2 separate regions of the Mus musculus genome follow, and region 1 is linked to region 2. A link is a loop called in an ENCODE intact Hi-C map of the cell type or tissue named here. Cell type or tissue: heart. All regions are shown on one strand.

Evidence for each region. Hi-C counts contacts between places; a loop is a spot of excess contacts. Peaks named below come from ENCODE experiments on the same cell type or tissue, not always from the same donor. Only the 100,000 strongest peaks of a DNase experiment are listed, where the experiment ranks them.
Region 1: it touches region 2 in a loop (2.3-fold over the local background); 2 of 42 quality-filtered maps call a loop at or near these places.

The regions. Positions count from the first base shown.
Region 1 is chr9:79,712,403-79,720,402 of GRCm38, reverse strand. It overlaps Col12a1 (collagen, type XII, alpha 1), which reads left to right and starts at 1,681. Exons shown (of 66, transcript NM_001290308.1): 1 at 1,681-1,984; 2 at 4,932-5,039. The coding sequence starts at 4,967. In heart, CTCF peaks have their summits at 3,284 and 5,763; DNase peaks (open chromatin) are centred at 1,682 and 5,762; H3K4me3 peaks cover 4,744 bases; H3K27ac peaks cover 5,084 bases; H3K27me3 peaks cover 440 bases.
Region 2 is chr9:79,441,628-79,449,627 of GRCm38, reverse strand. Gm10635 (predicted gene 10635) reads left to right here. Exons shown (of 3, transcript NR_045336.1): 3 at 2,408-5,591. Among named protein-coding and RNA genes, the nearest start is that of Gm39377, 55 kb to the right of the region's middle. In heart, a CTCF peak has its summit at 3,176; no DNase peak of the experiment used is centred here.

The DNA.
Region 1 (8,000 bases), 270 kb before region 2:
AAGAGCAGGCTTGGAAGCTGAGTTCCCTTCAGGCATGAAGAGGGGGCTCGCTGCTCCTGGGTGGCTCTGAGCATCACAGGGATGTAAAAGATCAGCTGTGTCGCATACATTGGTGTTTGCATCTTCCAGATGCGTTCACACCCTGGCTGGAGGGTCTAGGCAGACACCAGAACTGTGGAGACATGAGGGAAAAGCCTGCGCATTGTGTGGGCGCTTTGTGCAAGTTGCTCAGCGGCCTTTGAGTGGGCCCTGCGTGCTCCAAGAATGTGCAGAGGTGGTGGCCATTCTCATTTTTCTCGTTTCTTTTCTTCCAGGCTCCTCTCTTGCTCTGGTTAGCTCTGGCCAGAGGCCGCCCGTGCGTGGGGCAAGGCGCAAGGGAACTGGGAAAAAGCGTGCAGAGTTTTGGTCAATTCCAACACTAATGTGCCTAGAGCAGGGAAGTCAAATCTGCAGAGGTAAGATCAAGCATGGAAGAAAGGCTTAAGTCAGGTGTGCTCGCAACTTCTGCTACCAAGGGGCGGTCTACTCCAGGGTCTAGAGCCCTGTCCTGTTTCCAGTACCCACTAGCCCAACCCTGCTGAGGCGACGTCTCTGGGCTTCAAGGGGCGGGAAATTCGCGGAGCGAGTTCTGAGCTCACAAACGCGTGTAGGAATCCGTCTTCGAGCCCTTTCCGGATAACAACGTGTGACTACTGGACACTTCATCCCATGCGTCTTGTACAATTTGGCAACTTCAAGTGCCAGACTCCCACTGCGTCCAAGGGGTGGAGTGCCGGGAACCGGGGAGCTGCAGAAAAGAGCCCGTGTGCTGGCGGAGTATCCGGCTCCTAGTTGGCCTTCTCAGTAGCTCGCGCCTGCGTGCGAGCGTCCCCGAGCGAGCTCCTCTCCGTCCTTTTCACCTCTAGGAATTTTTTAGGGAAGAGCTGCCTGAAGCCCCAACGTGGGCCAGATTTTACTCTTAAACTGACAAGAAATTTCTAAGGAGAATAAAACTTGTTCTTAAGTGTCCCGTTGGGATGCCCCCGCCGCCCCCGCCCCCAGGTACCAATAACTTTCCTCTCCCTCCCTCCAGACTGAATCGAAGCCTCCCATCTCTATCCTGAAAAACTAGGTTAGACAGACAGGCCTGGGAAAGCCATCCTAGCCCTGAGCCGGGAGCAGGCAGGCGGCTGTCGGAGTTTTCAAAGTCGCGCCTTGGAGACTGGGAAAGACAGAGGCCCGCCGCGTGCACAGACAGTTAGTTAATGGAAAGCCTGTAAATCGGTTTTAAGTGCACCCAGGACAGAGGGGGAGGAAGGTGGACGTGGGGACGGTGGCGGCCGGAGATGCAATGGTGAGGGACAAAGGGGATGCCCATCCCGCTGCTCTGAAACGAAGATCCGTTCCCCACTTCTCCATTGTTCTTATTTTAGAAAAATAAACGTATTAAAGAAACTCGTTGGGTTAGGGAAACCCGAGCCCCCTAGCCCGCCCCAAGCGGAGGAGTCCGCGGCCTCCCTTGGCAGGGAACCCGGCTGCGGCTGTCCCCCTCTCTCCCTCCCTCCTCCCCGCCCCCGGAGGGGCATTGCTACTACGGCGATCGCCACCTCACGCCGAAGGAATGCTCGAAGTATGCACACGTTCCCAAAAGTAGACCTCCTTCACCGCCGAGGAGCATACATCACCCGTGGCAGCCTTCCACCTTCTCAGGCGTTTCGTAACCGAGTAAACTGAGAGCCGGGAACAGCCCTCTATTAAGTAGCCCGCGGCGCGGAGTCTCTTCCCAGTCGGCAAAGGCGGCCGCTGCAGACGCGTCCGCCCGCAGCTGCATTCAGTCCCCCTGCCTCCGCTCACTCTGCGCACTAGGCGCTGCTGCTGGGTGCTCCCATCGCCTTTTCCACACCGGCGGCCGCCAGGTGCTCCCGGAGCGCAGCGCCCTCCCAGGCCCGGGGGGTCCCACGCGCAGGCTGCTGGACGCCCGCTCCCTCTGTCACCTCCGGCTCAGGTCAGTCTGGCTTCTGTTCCCCACCCCAACCCCCACCCCTCGCGCCCTTTCCCAAAGATAACTGGGGAAAGTGGCTTCTTGCTTGCACCTTAACCCGGGGCTGGCAGAATGCCCAGCAGGGGCTGCTTGGCTTTGGAAGCGATTGATTAGTGTGCCCGAGATAGATCTGTGGCACAGGAGTTTGGCGGTTTCTTTGGAGTTTTGGAGGGAGAAGGAAAGGTGGCTTGCTTGTGTGCCAAGTGGGACTCAGTGTATCCATCTGTAGGGCAATGTCCTCTATAGTCTCTGTCGCTTTCAGTGAAGTGCACGGGCTGCATAGGTCGCTCTTTATAATCTGGTGGCTTTGCCAGGGACTCCAGGCTTGCAGCAGGGACTCAAGGCATTGCCAGAAAACGAAGTGAAGTACTGTACGCTCCGCGAAGAATTCCATGGAGGGCCAGTGGAAAGCGCTCCAGCTTGGGGAGACTAGGCGCTAGTGGCATCTCCAGATGCTCGGGGGAGCTGCCCTGGCTCCATCCTCCACTGCTTTCAAAGTGCTGCTGGGTTAGGCCAGCTCTCGCAGCTTCTGAGACTTCCTTTTTGGGTTCCTCCTGAATGCACTGGGATTAAGTTTTACCCAGGGTCAGTCAATGGGACCTTTGAGGAGGGTTCTCCTCCAGTCTTTGAGTGCACAGATCAGAGTGCGTGGAGTCAGTGCATTTGAGAGCAGTTGACAAATGGGACCTGCATCTGGCTTCCTCAGCCACCATCCCCTGACCAATTCAGATCTTTGGCATACACCTCCTCTCAGCTCCAAGGTTAGGGTCTTCTAAAGAATACTGGGGTAGGATTGGGGGAGGGGGGCGAAGAAACAAGTCTAAGCTCGTCCTTGGCTAGGTAGCCTTTATAGAAGACGTAGGTGACGCCTGGACTCTAGATGGGCCCACGAAACATTTGTGTGCCTGTGTGTGCGTTTGAAAAAAAAAGTTAAATTGAGAGAGTTAAGAAGTTGGCTCCTTCCAGCAAGGGGTGGGGGAGGGGCAAGTTGTCCGAAAGAGACCAGTTCCCATAGTGCCCCCACTCCGGGCAGTTGATTCATTTTCATTCATGAGGGGAAGTGAGGGAAATCCTACTGCCACGTAAGGGCTACCGCTTTCAGACATCTATGTCTGAGAATGCTCAATGAAGTGTTGCTAAGCACTCCGATAAATGTTTTGGCTAAGAAGGAGAGAGAAGTTTTTCTTTAAAACGTATACGAACGGAATTCTTGGCTGGCTGAGATGGCTGAGTTATTCATCAGATACCCCAAAGAGAAGTGATTCATTCTTGATGCTGAGACAGGAAGCCGATAGGTGGCGCACTAGACTAAGACTAGACTAACTCAAGTTTTTTGTTCACCCTTTTAACACCCCCCCCCCCCCCAAATACTGCACACCGATTTTTGTGGGTAGGTTACCACTCTTTAACTTTTCGTGAGCACAACTGCGGACTGCATTCTAAATTATCATATCAGCGTTATGGCCGGGTGACGACAACAATGAAGCATTTATGCTTTTTTAATCTTTACAAATTTTGACTAATGTAGGAAAGGGTTTGTTGTTAATTAGGGGGAGAAGACATTACTAAAACCCCTTAGATCCCAGAGCTGCGCCAAAATTTTAATATTGGCTTCATAAAAAGGAGCTCTGGGCAATTTGGCTTGCCTGCTCATCAGACATGTAAAATGCAATTTACACTCGGATGAGGAAAGCTGCCCTAACCCTCGTGCCAATGATTTGGAAAGGCAGGGTTGGAGACTGTCAGTTCCTTTTTTCTCAAGGAGAGCCCAACCTTTGGCTTATTTTTGAATTCCCAAACACAAATGGGGGAGTGCTCCCCGCTATTTGTCATGAGGCCTATGGTGTAGCCTTAAAGTTATGTGTGCACTTCTGAATCTCCTCGTTCTGTTTTTTGCATTTGGCCACAGACACCTTCCCAGTCCAGCTAATTGCTGGTAACTTTTGTTCCTGGATTGGATCATAGAATATACTAGGGCAGTCCTTTCTGCTGCTAAAACAGCTACTGTGTGTTGAGAAAGTAAAAAGGATGAGTGGAACTCTTTGCCGTTAAGGAAGAAATCTATTTGCAAAGGCAGGAAAAATTAAGAACCTTCTCACCTCTGGGGCTTGTATTAGTTATAATCGTCCAGCATTAAGAAATAGCTAAACACAAGGAAGAATTATTGCGGTTTGTACAATCTAAGAATGTTTGGGAAACAGACAAGGGCATTTTGCTTTTTCTACGGCTTCGTCTCTTTTTATTATGCATTTTAGAGTTGGTTCCCTCTCATCTTTGGTAAAGGTTTTATCAGATGTGAAAACGACACGGTTATCAGAAGAACTGGGGTTCATTTGAGCCTTCCTCATCCCTCTGTAATCTATTCCAGATCTTAAAGACATACTTGCATATTTTTAGTCAGGATAAACTGGAGAAAATAGAATAAATGAGGTTTATTATTATTATTATTATTATTATTATTATTATTATTATTATTATCAAATTACCCTGGGACCACTAAAGCACAGTTACCTAAAGAGGTTAGCAGTTAGGGAAAAACAGCCAAATGAAATACCCAGCTGGAAGACACATTTGGTTGAGTCAGGGATAAAATGACCTCTAAATTATCCATCACCTTGGCAGTATGAAGTCATGTGCGGTCTGGTCAGGCCTTTACAGGGCACCAGGCAGCAGCAGCTCCCTGGGGGAAGAATATTCTCTTTAAACTAGAATTTCCTACTAGTGCCCTGATTAAACCTATTGGAAGAGCTTGACTTCCATGGTTCCACAATGGGTCCATTATGTGCTGGGCTGGGCCCTGTTGTTTTATAGGCAGATTTGGCTCGGTTCTGGTCCATGTTTAGGCTCTAGTCTAACCTTGTTCGTGGCCTGCTCAGGCTGGGTTCTGATGGATCACTGCTTCCTCCTGCAGATCCCTTCATGAGGCTGTGAGCTTGAGGCCCAAACATGCAGACCAGGCTTCCCCGAGCGCTGGCCGCCCTGGGCGTGGCCCTACTCCTGTCTTCCATTGAGGCAGAAGGTAAAATGCTTTTACTTCTCCTATGACAAGTGAAACTGCAGAGTTCAAGAAAGGAAAAGACTTTCATCTCCTGCTTCTGTTGCTTGGTCTGTTTTCTCTGCACTTCTCAGGTGCTTTCTCTTCTTCAGAGAAACACCTGCCTTCTGAGGTGTGTCCGTTTCTGAACTTTAAAGGTCCAGCTCGTTTATTCTGCTTCCACTATTCTGTACAGTGCTGTGTGGTCTCCTTGCGCTTGTCTCTGCAGTGTGCTGTCCACACTGCCACCTGCACTGCCGCCTTCCTTGACGATCAGTCCCCTGGATAGGGCAACAACTGTATCCAGCTCTGACAAGAGGATTCCCGACATCTGGACACCAGGAACCTCAGAATATGGACACCTTTACAGGATCAGCAGCGGATCACCTGGGTCAGGACTGTGACCTTGGTGACAACATGAAATAAAAGACTCCAACACTGCCAGCCCCGAGCGTCTGGTTTTCCTTTCTTTTCTTTTTGAGCAGATTAGGTTGGGTAGGCAGACTTTCAGACAAAGGAGCCAACCTTCAAACTGCCAGTAGCTAGGGGAGGTGGGTGGGCGGGGGATGAGTGACAAGCAGAAACTGACCCCTAGTGGGTGCTCACTCGATCTAGAGGACCCTGCTGTTTGCGTTTGGTTCTAAGGTTTCTAAAGCACACGTCCCAGAACAACCCAGCTGTGGGGGAGGGGTGGCTCGGCTGGGTGCCAGGGTTTCCAGCCTGTAGGCGGCTGGGATCCGGGCACCCCTTTGGCTTGCTCTTGCGTTTGCCTGGCTCAGGGAGACCTGGCCGCGTCTAACCTCAGCGTCTTGGCACTAGGTGGTCAGGGACACCACAATGTGACTCCAAAAGCCCCGGCTCCTTGTACCCTGCCATCTAGAAAACTTTTGTTAGACTTTTAACCTAATTTCCGTTTTGTTTGATGCACTTAGTGCTTTCATGTCTCAGTATTTATCGAGGAAGCCACTTCCATGTAACAATCTTAGTGGCCCTTTCAATTATCATTCGGGACGTTGCAAACTAATCGTATTTCGCAAGATAAATGGGTTAATCTTGAAAAGTCCTTTTACCCTCTTCAATTAAAAAAAATGCCTTTAATGAAGTTAGGGAGATGTCTGTCCGCTCTGGAAATTCCAGGGTAGACTGTGTTGATACTAAAGTGGTTAGGTATGTAGGGCTGTTTCTTGACCATCCTGATTTTTAAAAAAAATGTTCTACTTCAAAACTATAGGTATAGAGAGTTAATGTTAGGGAACCAACCATAGCGCACTGCTCCTGGCCTGGCTTTCGTGACGAGTCTGATCTTCCCTCCTGAAGGAGTATTCTGATGAGGTGTCCTTTCAGTAATCCTTGCTGTGACGTCAGTTAGGAAGGAATTTTATTTGAGAAACTTCTGGAAGCACTACTGAAGATATTTTTAGATAAATCACTGAAGTGGCCTGTTTGTTGCCCATTAAGAAAATAGTTCTTTGAAAATAAAAGTTTTGAGAATTCTTAAGTATAGGGTTAGGTTGGTGATTATGCTAAGTGGAAAACATCTCTTAAGTGGTATTGACCAGGCAGCAAAATACAGTTAAAAAGGACATTATACGATATGTCTTTATTATTAGCTCATATTTTATCTTCTAACTTTATATTAATTTCCATATGATGTAGTTGGTTTTTCCTCAATCTTTCTTAAGCTCATGTCTCCTCCTCCTTTAGGCCAGTATATTTTAATAAATTCATTTTTGGATTGCTTTCTAGTTTGGCAGTGTCAGACAGAAATATGAGGCACAAATGTAAGTCATACGTAGAACTCCAACATTTCTTATAGTCATATAAGTAAAACAAAAGGGAAAAGAAGAAAAATTGATTTTAATGTAAAAGGTCTTAACACAATATTTTTGTTTCAACATGCAATTGATAGACACAGCATCAGCTAGCACTTCTGCATTTCTGTGCTAAGTTTTGGAAGCTGGACGTGGACTTTTTACACTTGTAGCACATTTCATTATGGACTGGCCACACTTCAAGCGCTCGGTAGCCACGTGTGGCTGTTTGCCCCTTGTTGGGCTGCTCAGCCCTGGTGTTAACTACTAACTAAATGGCCCCAGGAGCCTAGAGAAGGCTAACAAAATTTGTGGCCAAAGTCTTTCTGGAGACGTTGGGCTATGAAATAGAATTTTTCTCCCTGAAATCTTTCTGTGAGAGTATTTCAAAATTTCAGCTTGTCCCTCTGTGTACAGTCTTCTGGTAGGGTAGCCAAAGTTACTTTTTTTTAATTTTAATTTTAATTTTTTTGGTGTGGCTCATATATGCTCTTGTAGTTCTATGGATAATTTTTATTTGCTTTTTTTATATGCTGAAAGCACAGTTTTTTTATGTTAATTGAAATTATTTTAAAATTTACATTTTACCTTCAAAAAATCATAATAAAATTTTCACCGTGCTTGCATTTGTATGGTTAAATTATGTTACCATTCTAGGTTACTGTGTCCTATAGACGTAAACACAAAGGTGATTTTTAAAAATTTTTGTCTTAAGTGGATATTAAATAGACTAGCAAAGTTAAAACTTTCTCTAGTTTAAGATTAAATCTAGGTATGGACCTAGGTTGTGTGAGTTAGTCTGGGTTTGGGTAACATATATTAATAGATTTTTAGAAAAATTAGCTTTGCATTAAATAGCTAATGGTTATTATTCCTTGAAAACTGGACACATTTTTTTTCATTAATCTAGAATTTGAGATGGATATAAAATTTGTGAAATTCAGTTTTAAATTTTGTATTATTTATAGCTTATACCATATAATAAACAATCATTATCAATTTTCAGTGATTTTAATCCATGCCTTTAATAATAATTGCCTTGCATCTAGATTAAGAAAAAAATGATATAATGTACACACATATATGTATTTCCTCTCACAATCCTTCCTCCATCCCCCCTCCCCTTCTAATGAAA
Region 2 (8,000 bases):
AGTCACAGGAAGCTGGGGGAGAAAGGGTAACATGAAGGCAAAGCCCTTCACAGCAGAGGAAGGAAAGCTCACAAGGCCTCAACCGTACCCAAAGCATCCCAAGCAACTCAGGGAAACTGGGAGTGGGAGGAATGGTGCTTCTCAGAGAGGAGCACACCAATCGTCTGTCCAGTGCCACACTATCAGCTCAAAAAAATACATACAAGTAATATTATATGGATTCGACAGGTTATATTTAGGAATATATATGTATATGCAAATGCATATATGCATATAATGACAATGAAAAAAAAAAAAAAGAAGCCATGAATTTGAAGCCGAGCAGGGAGGGATCTTTGGGAGGATTGGGAGGGAGGACAGAGAAGAGGAACATGTTGTAATTCAATTCCAGTCTCAAAGGTAAACAACAACAGCAGAAAAGTAGAGGAACAAAAGAGAAAACTACCATCTCACGCATCTGCAGAATTCTATGCCTGCATCCTGCATAGTTTAGCAATGCTGGCTAGGACATCAGACCACAGAAGAAATGGCTGAAAGTGATATGGTTTGGACTTAGTTTTCATGTTTACCTGTCTAAAGCTTTCATTTTTAAGCAATAATGAGCTCAACTAAGCCAATATCAGCATAACAACACTGTGGGATAACTGATTCTCGTTCTGTTAGAGGCTGCTCTGGTGCTATAAGGTGCTTATTACTAGTCTTGATTTTTACTCACTAGATGTGAGCACAACGCCTCCAGAAGATGTCAAATACATTCCATGGGGCAAATATCTATGTTGAAAACTACAGGCTTGGTGCTTCAAATCACATAGAGAAGTCAATAATCAAAGGGTCCACATGTCTTTTCTACTTTATTGGCATTCTATAATATGGCATGCTTATCATAATTATATTAGTACTTAAATTAGTAATTGATGGAATGATAATTTTCTAAATACTGAGTCAGTTTAACTCATCTTTTCCCTCTACTCTGAGTACTACTACACAGTTAAATTTAACAAATCTCAATGCCTTTTTTCTCTTTTTAGTTTCTCTTATTTCTGTAATTTATTCCTGTGACATGGTTAACATTGTACTACTACAATACCATCCAGTGTTAACAATTATTTTTCAAAGAGAAAGAACTACAAATGCTCAGTGTATGTGAGGGAAGGCAGGTTAGAAGTTTGTTACTGATTAAAGTGGAAATGAGAAAGAAATAAAAGATTCTGTGATCCTTTGTTTCTTTATTAAAGGATCACTCAGTTTTACACCGAGTGTTAGGACTGCTTTGTGTTAAGGCACTATGACCAAAAGCAAAAGGAAAGAGTTTATTTGGCTTATGAATCCACTTCACTGTTAATTACCGAAGGAAGGGAGGGCAGGAACTCAAACAGTGGGAGAACCTGGACTCAGGAGCTGTAGAGGCCATGGAGGAATGCTGCTTACTGACTTGCTCCTCATGTCCTGCTCTGCTTGCTTTCTTATATATATATATTTATTACATGTTTTCTTCAATTACATTTCCAATGCTATCCCAAAAGTCCCCCATACCCTCCCCCCCACTCCCCTACCCACCCATTCCCACCTTTTGGCCCTGGAGTTCCCCTGTACTGGGGCATATAAAGTTTGCGTGTCCAATGGGCCTCTCTTTCCAGTGATGGCCGACTAGGCCATCTTTTGATACATATGCAGCTAGAGTCAAGAGCTCCGGGGTACTGGTTAGTTCATAATGTTGTTGCACCTACAGGGTTGCAGACCCCTTTAGCTCCTTGGGTACTTTCTCTAGCTCCTCCATTGGGAGCCCTGTGATCCATCCAATAGCTGACTGTGAGCATCCACTTCTGTGTTTGCTAGGCCCCAGCCTAGTCTCACGAGAGACAGCTATATCAGGGTCCTTTCAGCAAATGCTTGCTAGTGTATGCAATGGTGTCATCATTTGGGGGCTAATTATGGGATGGATCCCTGGATATGGCAGTCTCTAGATGGTCCATCCTTTTGTCTCAGCTCCAAACTTTGTCTCTGTAACTCCTTCCATGGGTGATTGTACCCAAGATATAAGAGACAATTTGTAAAACACATGAAACTGAAGAAGAACGAAGACCAAAGTGTGGACACTTTGCCCCTTCTTAGAATTGGAAACAATCTGCTTGCTTTCTTATTGAACCCAGTACCACCAGCCCAGGGATGGCACCACCCACAGTAGCCTGGACTCTCCTTCTTCAGTCACTAATTAAGAGAATTGCCTCCAGGTTTGCTTACAGATCAATCTTAAGGTGGCCTTTTCTCAATTGAGGTCCCTTCCTCTCAGAGGACTCTATCTTGTGTCAAGTTGTCATAAAACTAGCCAGGGCACACCAGGAAACTGAAGAGGAAGGAAGGAGGGAGACCATTCTGACTGACGCATTGTTTTTCTCTCTCTTTTCAGAAGCTCATTAAGATGACAAAACCATGATTCTCTTTGCACTGCTGATGTTCCATGAACATCAGAGGTTACGTTAGCTATAGAAGCGTCATGGAAATCTCTGAACAGTGCTAAGGACTCCCGGACTCTCTATCCTACAAATCACTTGTTGTAACACAGCCAGGTCACCAGTAAATACTTCCCATTCCCATGATTCAAGGTTCAAGATTTTCAACACATTTAAAACCAGGAGCATTGGTATCCTTTAATCTTACAAATCTTTAAAGACATTTTATTCTAAGAAGAGCCAAAGGAAAACCCTCTGCATTTCAAGAACTTCATTTAGATGTTTGATTTTTTTTTTTTAAATATGAATCACCCTACAAGTCTTGTAAAATACTTGTGTGGAGAGACAACGACCTTTAAGTTTGAAGAAAGGAATCTTAGATGTCGCAAAGACCCCACTGAGCCAGTTTTGTTTTAATTCTCTTTGCATCATAGTGTCTTATTCAAGTCTGGGTTGCAAGAGAGAAGTTGAGTGCATTTATGGGTCATTCTTGTCAGAGACAGAAAAATACAGACAGCTGCAGAGAAGTGGGACCCAGGATAACTGCAATCACAAATGGACCTCACTGAAAGAAGCGCTTGAACCACCAACCTCTTGTCCAAGCAGAAGAAATGGAGGCAGACTGCAAAGTAGTTTTTATGTGGATGCATAGCTTCCCTTTCAAAGAAACCACCTGTACCAATTGACTTTCAATTTTTCCCAACATTGCTGCCTGTCCCTCTACAGTCTGGGTCTGGAACAACACCACAAGCTCAGACAAGATAGATGCGGTTCTGTTGACCTTACAAGCTGTTGAAAGTATGGAACAAGGCTTGCAAGACAGTGAAGGATTTATACCTTCCTCCTAGTGATTAATTTGTTCTCATGTTCTGGACTTTAAGGCCAGATTTGAGAGGCAGCATCATTGGCTACTGTCCCCAAAACTTGTTCTGTCTCTATTCCTCCTTCTTGTCCTCATGAAAACCCTGTCCTCCCTAACAGAAAGTCATTCAATGCTAGTGCTTGGGGAAAACATGGCCAGACTGGGAGGAGCATGAGAGCTCTGTGGGAAACCCTGAAGGAATTACAATAGGGACAGAATGGAAGGGGTGAGGAAGGGTTAGGGAACTCAAAATTGGGTGCCACACAGCTACGTGGCCAGTCTGGCAGTTGCAACTATCCTTTTCCTAGATCTCAAAGAGGGCATCCTAGATTAACATAAGGTGGACATAATACGTTAACTAGTTGCCATGTCATCTGTGCAGTGCTTGTAGCTCCGAAGGTGCTTGTGATAAGATAAATCTGTCTGGAAGACTGCCAGCAAACAGCCATTGCTAGAGAACATTGGAAATAGAAAGTGAACCCTACAGCCCAGCCGGCCATGGATAAGCTGTGTTTCTTTCCTGTGATCCCAGCACTGGATGAGATGATGCTATGACACTTAAGGTATGATTTCTAGTATCACTCCCTCCTGATAACTGTCACACGGTACATGTCTGTCAAGAAGAAGAGAGCAAGCTTTTCCTTTCAGTAAGGAAGGAAACAAATTCTGTTCATTGGTTTATCTGCTAAATGTCCAGAATCATCTGACCCCTGGAGGAACCAGACAGAGCAACGGTATTGTCATGTCTTCCCCAAATGCAGAGTATTTCAAAACATTTCAGGAAAAGAAAATATTAACAGAAACTGCCTAACAAACTCGTGGTGGGATTTTTATTTGCTTTTATAACTAATGATAGATTTTCTTTTAATTCAGTGTTTGACTTTTTTTTTTTTCTGCAGCTGTAACTTGTGTCCATTTGTCAAACACCAGAGAACTATATCTGCTAATATCATGGTTATAAAACTGTGTCTAATAACCTAACCAAAATGCATCTTTTTATTGTGGCATTAGTGGAATTTTTTTTGTAGGTTTAGTAAACTATTCCTATCCTTTTTTTTTTTTTTTTTAGCTTTGTTTTTGTTTCCCCTTAAGGTTTGATTTTGGAGAGTTGTCCATGTCACATAGCAAATAAATTGACCATGAGACTGTCTGGTGACTTTAGAACATTGTTTTATGTTACATTTCCTTAGCCTATGGGACATTTGTTTGCTATACATGTTTTAAAAGTATATAGTAGCTTGCATGAATTCTAATCAGGAAGACATATTTAAAATTCTTTATCAGACAATTTGTCTTTTGTATATACTAGGGCTGCAGATTCTTGTGAGTTACTTTCGTATCTAGCTACTCTCCTAAAAGTGGGTCAGCTGTAGGAGTGCCCTGGTGGAAATTTTAGGGTCATTTATGCATAGTATTTTATCACCTGCAAGTAAAGATACTTTGACTTATTCCTTTCTAAACTGTACCTTGATCTCTTTTGATTTTCTTATTGCTCTAGCTAATACTTCAAGTACAATATTGAATAGGTATGGAGAGAGTGAACAACCTTGTCTTGTTCCTGATTTTAGTGGAAAAGTTTCTGTACATTTGAGTTAATGTTGGCTATGGGCTTGCTTTAAATTACCTTTACTATGTCTAGTTATGTTTCATGTATCCCTAGTCTCTCCAGGGCTTTTATCATGAAAGGCTGTTAGATTTTTGTCCAAGACCTTTTCTGCAACTAATGAGATGATTATGCAGTTTTCTTTCCATTTATTTATACAGTGGATTGCATTTGCTGATATTCGTCTCTTGAACCATCCTTGCATCTCTGGGACAGTCTACTGGATCATGAGAGATAATCTTTTTGATGTATTCTTGGCTTCAGTTTGCAAGTATTTTATTGAGTATTTTTTACACCTATGTTCATTATAGAAATTGGTCCATAGAGAGGACAGGGTTTTCATGAGGACAAGAAGCAGGAATGGAGACAGAACAAATTTGGGGGCCAGTGGCCAGTGATGCTATCTCTCAAATCTGTCCTTAAGGTCCAGATCATAAGCCCAAGTTGCTATGAGTGTAAATCCTTCATTGTTGCACAAGCAAAGCTTTTTTTCTTTTTTCTTGACAGAATCTTTATGTAGTTTGGGTGTCAGGGTAACTGTGTGTTCTCATTTCTGAAAATTTATATCATGTTCAGAAAGTCTTCATGTTCCAATTACTTATTTTACTGTTTGTACAGTTTTTTTGAAGATTTACATTTATAAAATATATCTGGAATAAAGTTCAGTTTTCAACATTACAAAGAATTGCAATATTGAACTTCAATTTTTGTATTATTTTGGTACCTAGGAATAAAAAAAAAATTCCTTTTCTGAGGTGAAATATGAAATGTGTGCTGATGTGAGATGGTTTAGTGGGTAAAGCTACAATTTGATCATCTCAATTTGATCCTCAGAATGTTAAGATGAAAGGACTCCATTAAATTATCCTTAGACTTCACAGGAGCACCATGGCATAAACACGCATGCAGGCATGCAGGCATGCACGTTCACACATGTGCAGGCACATACACACGCACCATGAATTGAACATACATACATACATACATACATACATATATACATGCAACAATTTATCTTTTAAATATATGAACACCATCTTAATCATATAGAGTGTCCCACATGAATAATGTTTGTTCTTACAGCTCAGGTCTCTCTCTCTCTCAGGACAACATCATTCTATACACAGTTTTGATAAATATTTCTGAGTGCCCACACTGTGCTAATTGCTGTTCTTCCATTTTAGGCGCTAGAGATACATCAGAGTGAACTGCTTTTAAATAAGCATAATGATAATTGAGGAGGCAGAGGAAGGAAGTCAGCCTGACTTGTTTAACACTCTACTAAAGCCAATGAAATCAATATGTAAAATACAGTGAGTTCTGGTAATCCCTGTGAAGGAAAAACAAAGCCAAGCCATGCACTTCAGCCAGGATGCTTTTAATTGGTCAGTTAACAAAAGCTACACCCAGAAAGGAGCACCAGGAAAAGGAAGATGCAAAGAGAGTGAGGGAGCAAATCAACAGTTACCTAGGGAGGAGAAAAAAGCAGCAAATGTCAGTGACTGTAAAGACAAGTGGCCAGAGCACAGTGATCAAGGGGACAAAGGAGGAAAGGGGCTGAGGTTAGAGGGTGCAAAAGGAACTGACTCTTATCTAACAAAAGGCCTCCAGGAGGTTTTAAGTAAGAGAGTTATACAGAAGGGTCTAGAAATTTAAGACTATAATGACAAATATGCCAAGCATAGTTGTATAGAATTAAGATACAGAAATAGAAGCTATGTCTGTATAGGTCTTATTTTAATACACTAATTGCCTTCCATGTCTCTTAATTCCCTGTGTGATCCATCACCTTTCATGCTCCCCTCTTCTTGTAAAATTCTTTTTCTTTTATAACAATAAAAAATGTTAGACCTGAGGAATAGAGATGAAGGCACGAAGAAGTGCTAGACATTGTTAGCATTCTGTCTAAACTCCACCCTACAGTTACCTGGCAACAGCCAGGTATGCTCCTCCCCACAGTTACCTGACAATAGCCAGGTAGGCCTGACCCACAGTAAAAGGGGCTGCTTGCCTCTTTTGCTTCTCTCTCTTACCTCTTGCTCTCTTGCTTCTCCCTCTTGCCCCCTCACCTCCCATTCCTTACCCCCTGCCCCCCTCCACATGGTCATGGCCAGCATCTACTTTTCTACTCTCTTCCCTTCTCTGCCTTTTTTTTTTTTTTGCCTCTACTACTCCCTAAACTCCCTTCCCCATGCCCTGAATAAACTCTATTCTATACTATACTATCCTCTTCCAACATACCTCTCCACACCCCCATAGAACACATCTTATACATCTTTATCTTTTTATAAACACATCAGACATACTTTGATTACAATGTCAGTGGGGGTAGCTATATGTGTGTGTTGGGAGAAAGGAGCATGATTATTGTGCAATATTTGATCCAACAACTGGGCAAAAGGAATTGCTATTAAGTGGATTGAGGTTACGAGAAAGGCAAGCTTGGAGGAAAATGTCAAGATTGCTAAGAATGCTGCCTATTCCACATCTGTACCACAAATGGACAAATTAAAATATAAAAGCTAGAACTAATTACTACTTTGTTGCAGTGATTATGATATTCATTAAGATTAGTACCAACATTCCAGTATCCTTTCCAAGCATCTGGTAGGATGAGGCTTCTACATTCAGTTGAAGGTAAGTCAAATTAGCCAAGTTAGTCTCTGTAACCAGTGTGCTAGGTACAAGTGACATCTATTATCTCAAGTCCTGTCAACTGAATATAGGAACAACTAGGAAAATTATGATTGATGGTGAGAGCCAACAACACTGAAAACTGTTGCCTAAAGGGACTTGGAAGGAAGATAATAAAGAAGCTTTAGTTTTCATGCACAAAATCAGAAAGCAGTATTACCATTGTTCTTAACTGCTTAATTTACAAGATATTATGAGAAAGATGAGTTTAGGAAAATGTCTAGATTCAGCCAGATATAAAAGCAAATAAAATAAAATAGCAAACCCTTCACTTCAAAATTCCACTAATTTATCTTTTTTTTTCATCCTGTAAAAGAAAAGACCAAAGATGTCCTACAATGAGAGGGGCCAATTTGAACTCAACAAGGATAAAATCAAGAGTATAATTTTC